Linked DNA regions of Homo sapiens: region 2 is linked to region 1. The links are chromatin loops, found by intact Hi-C in ENCODE. Cell type or tissue: IMR-90. All regions are shown on one strand.

Region 1 (2,500 bases):
CCACCTCCCTGGCCTGGCTGCTTTCTTAAAACCCTGATTCAATTAGAGCAGGGGTCAAAAGCTAAGGGCCTGGGGGAAATCTGGCTTACAGATTTTTGTTTGTGTGGAAATAGCTTTGATAAAGTTTGAACTGAAATACCTTATGGTGGGGTTAGCCGTCTAGACCAATTCAGACATTTATGTTACTTGCCTGGATCCCAGAGGCATTTGAGCTGATGATGTCTGTATTAGAACATTTGGGACCCTGAACTGGTGGAGAAGTGACTGTGATCTGAAAAGTCTTCTGAGTGGGCCCATTATGGGAGCCCCCTAGATCTCCCTAATTAGTTGATAGTTCAATTTTTCTAGGAGGCCTAGGGCTGTGGCAACTGAATTTGAATTCTTCAATGTATGTGGTTGCAGAGGTTGGGGAGATAGGATCCTCTCACCCCTGAGCTTTCTTATCTTAGCCCCAGGGGTTGAGATATTTTGCACCTGTTGTCCTGGGATCAAACTATCAGTGTAAGGTTGGAATCAGTCAGCCTTCAGTAAGTTGAGAAAGTGCTAGAAGGCCCTTTTCCCTTTTCTGTGCTTCCTACTGGAGAAAGGCAGCTCCCAGCAACCCTTAATTGACTGTCAGATATAATATTCTAATATAATGATGTTGGCATTAATGATAGTATATGGAGAGTCTTCTGCCCCTGTTTAAAAGAAAAATACAATCATTTGGAACATATTGCAATTAGGCATGCATCTCACATAACACCTTTTACCTGAGAATCTCAGACGTGTATAGAAATTAGCTGATTTACCTTTAATGAATGATATATTTTTAATTCTTAGAGCCTGCAGACCGCATATAAAAAACATAAATGGAATTCCAAGGTTGAAAGAAAAAGACAGAGCGTAAAAACAAATAAAATACATTGTCTTTTCAGGAGGGTTGAATATGTCCAATGGGAAGAAACATTGCATGTGATAGATAAAGGCATCAGTGTGACATGCTTATGAAAAAGCACGTTTTGCCCTCTAGCATTTTTCACCGTTAGATTCAAATAATAGTTAAACATTTCTCCTTTGTACCAAGAGCATCTATTACTCAGGCATCTTTAACTTTTGGTGACATCTACTGTACAAAGGGGAAAATGCTGTGGAGTCATTCTAGGAATGATAGTTGAGCTGCTTAGAGTGTATCTAGCTGTTATTTCTTCTTCTTCTTCTTCTTCTTCTTCTTCTTCTTCTTCTTCTTCTTTTTGTATTCACAATGCTATAACTTTTTTGATATTTCTCCTCAATATAAATAGTCCTCATTTTAAAAAGTAAAGATATTTAAATAATTTCCATATGCATTGTGTCATAGAAATATTGACCTGAACTGGCAAATTCTAACTTAATGTTCTGGCAAATAGTTTAAAGATTGTATTTCAACTTAATAACTTTGCTAAAACTCTGGTCTAATATTAGGAATGACATTAAGGTGGATATTTAAGTACATTCTCTTGTATTTAAAAACAGCTACATCTGAAGGCTGATTAAAATATTATCAATATTATAATAGTAATATTTACAGTAGAACTTGAATTTTAAAGGCAATTAAAGCTCCTAATAGGTTGTCAACTTTACTTTCTAGTCGCTGTTCTAGCTATAAAAAATAAGCACAATTATCTAGTATGCACCAGAAAATAGGCATCATTTATACACACTCCTAATTACACTCCATCTCAATCCTTTGGCTCTGTTCCACAAGTGATGGTTTGAAAAACACTTACATACTTCATAGCTCTTGATTATAACTAGGAAAATCTCTGAGGCATATGGTAAATCAACAACAAAGTAAACCACTTTTTAATTGAGTATTCATTATTTGCAGGTATTCTGCAAGACACATTTACCAATTAAGGTGATAAAATCATCCAGCTCCCAAAGAAAAGTTCAAAATAGGAAGATCTCAAGTTCTATAAAACAGCCTAGTCTCACCCACTCCTGTTAACAGGTGAGAAGATATTTCCCCCAGTTGACTATGGTTCTCCAGTTCTTAAAAAACAAACATAGTTTTTTCTAATTCTGTGAAGAACGTCATTGGTAGTTTGATAGGAATAGCAAAGACATGGAATCAACCTAAAAGACCATCCATGGTAGACTGGATAAAGAAAATGTAGCACATATACACAATGGAATACTATGCAGCCATAAAAAGAATGAGTTTATGTCCTTTACAGCATCATGGATGGAGCCAGAGGCCATTATCCTAAGTGAACTAACACAGGAACAGAAAACCAAATATCACATGTTCTCATAAGTGGGAGCTAAACATTGAGAACACATGGACACAGAAAAAGGAAACCATGGACACTAGGGCCTGCTCGAGGATGGAGGATGGGAGGAGGGAGAGGGTCAAAAAACTACCTATTGGGTACTCAACCTATTACCTGGGTGAAAACATAATCTTACACCAAAACCCCATGACACACAACATACCTATATAACAAACCTGCACATGTATCTCTGAACCTAAAATTCA
Region 2 (2,500 bases), 270 kb before region 1:
CTGCCTTAGGCTAAGATAAAAATCTTTTCCTGGTACTATATACCTTCTTTTATTGAATGACTACCTGGCTCTTTCTATTATATATGCAGATTTTGTACCTCTGGTCATCTTTGTAAATGGTGCCTAAAAGATATTTGAAGAATAAGTGACCAGCAATAAGAACAAATGTCTATACAAAAGCACCCTTTAGTTGGATGTAATTCACTACTTTGAGTTGTTAATAACCTCTAAGGATGACAGTAGCTATTAGTTGAATAAACCATTATGTCTATTATTAGAACACTAGATAGTTTATAAGTCCAAACAATGCATAAAATACCTATCTCATGTTACCATTGTTTAGGTTACCAGATAATTGTTCTGTCCAATTATTCCACTTAATTTTTTGCTTGCCCATTAGCTAAATGGCAAGATAAAATTTGTCAAACGGGGGGGAATGTATTGAAAATGCTAGACAACTACACTTAAAATGAAAACAGGCCAGGCGCGGTGGCTCAGGCCTGTAATCCCAGCACTTTGGGAGGCCAAGGCGGGTGGATCACCTGAGGTCGGGAGTTCAAGACCAGCTTGACCAACATGGAGAAACTCCATCTCTACTAAAAATACAAAATTAGCCGGGCATGGTGGCACATACCTGTAATCCCAACTACTGGGGAGGCTGAGGCAGAAGAATCGTTTGAACCCAGGAGGCGGTGGTTGCAGTGAGCCGAGATTGTGCCACTGTATTCTAGCCTAGGCAACATGAGCGAAACTCCATCTCAAAAAAAAAAAAAAAAAGAAAGAAAAGAAAACAAATGCATAATTTGCAAATATTATTTTTATATTGTATGTTATCTAGGGCTTCTAAATGCATTCTTCTTATAAGCCTAGGTTTGCAATAACATTCATTTAGAATTGAGTAATTTTAAATATAATATTTTATAAAATAAAATATAATAATTTCTCTTAATTCTTTGAAAATATTAAATTAAAAGGGGGTTGCAAACTCTGCATTCCACATTTCCATCCCAACATTTAATTTTAGCAATTTTGTAGTCTGCCTAAAATGCAATCCATCATTTACTGTTTAGAAAATAGGGAATGTACACAAAGGCCTTTCAGCTTTCCCTGAACTCCATAAAAATCTTTTTGCTTCTTTACTGCCCCCCTTTGTCAGGAGTTCTGAGGAACTGTTTTTTATCTTAAGTCTCACAAAGCATTTAGGAGAATATTTAAACTTAAATTCTTTTAAAACTTATGTTCAGGACAAAGTAACATTGTATGCATTGGTGTCATATGTATTTAAATTTTGAAATTTTTAATACTGGCAAAATGAGGTTTCAATTTTAATATAAATTATTTAACAATCTTAAATCATTAAATATATTACTTAATATATTTAATATATCTAAACAGTCACAATTTTCCCATACTAATAATCATAAAAAATCTTACCCAATGGTCATATAGATATACTTAATGGAGTTTTGGGGGGGTATTTTTGTATATTAAAAAATTCATATATTTGCCTTACTTAGAAGAACTGATTAAATGAAAGTATAATATTAACAAACATATTGTTATTTTATATTTGCATTTGTGATAATTATATTTGAAACGTTCAAGATTTTCCAATGAATTTCTTTTGCATTTGCGTATTTGTGCCTTTTTATTATAAAAATAGGTGGCTTTTTAGTTCCACTGCATAAGTTTCAACATAGGTCTACAAATAGTGCATCTTTTTGAAGTTAATCATTATAATCACAAATTGAAGTTGCCTGAGCTCCAATTGGAGTCTAAATGGATGACTGAATCTTATTATTCGAAACCCACTGTTGCTACACAATATGGCCACACAAGAGAGTACACAAGACCCGTCTGATTCAGCCTCAGTGCCATAAATATTTTAATGGTTTCGTTGGAATCTGGAAATGGAGCTCACCACAGGAGATGCTTCTTCCTTTGACTCTCATTATTATTTCCTTTACAAATTAATTAATAAAAACTTAGATGCTAAATTAGCACTTGATGAAAACTTATATAGCCTTGACATTTTGATTCTGTGAGTGAATAAAAATACTTGGAGAAATAAAAATCCTAATCATGTTCAGGAATACCCACAAGGTAACAAGTACATTTTTAAACTTTAAAAACATTTATTATTCATGATAAAACATGTTGTGTGATTTAAATATAAATTTTTATTATTTGCTTTAACTTATTTCCGGATTAAAAAGTAAATGTTTACCTAGCTGTTCTAAATGGTAATCCTCATGATTAAAACAGCAATTTGTCATATTTCAGTTACAAATGATCTTTTATTATTAGTTATAGAACATAAGTTTCTTCATTGACTGAGGCGATGTTTCAAGTAGATAAATCTGTTAAAAAAATTGTGGTCATATTCTGTTAAATTCTCATACCAGGCAATTTGTTTGATATTCAGGAAAAACCTAGCCACTGACCAAAAACTCTACCTGCCTTCTCAGTTGTATCCTCTTGGACTTAAAGGGGACTGGGA

What was found. A loop is a pair of places that touch in the nucleus more often than their neighbours do. Peaks named below come from ENCODE experiments on the same cell type or tissue, not always from the same donor. Only the 100,000 strongest peaks of a DNase experiment are listed, where the experiment ranks them.
Region 2: it touches region 1 in a loop (5-fold over the local background); 2 of 110 quality-filtered maps call a loop at or near these places.

Annotation. Positions count from the first base shown.
Region 1 is chr4:89,484,822-89,487,321 of GRCh38, reverse strand. It overlaps LOC105377328 (a long non-coding RNA gene), which reads left to right and starts at 1,763. Exons shown (of 4, transcript XR_938981.2): 1 at 1,763-1,972. In IMR-90, a CTCF peak has its summit at 1,102 (motif pointing left); no DNase peak of the experiment used is centred here.
Region 2 is chr4:89,754,056-89,756,555 of GRCh38, reverse strand. The region is part of intron 4 of SNCA (synuclein alpha); the gene reads left to right. Among named protein-coding and RNA genes, the nearest start is that of SNCA-AS1, 81 kb to the left of the region's middle. In IMR-90, a CTCF peak has its summit at 1,121; no DNase peak of the experiment used is centred here; H3K27ac peaks cover 172 bases.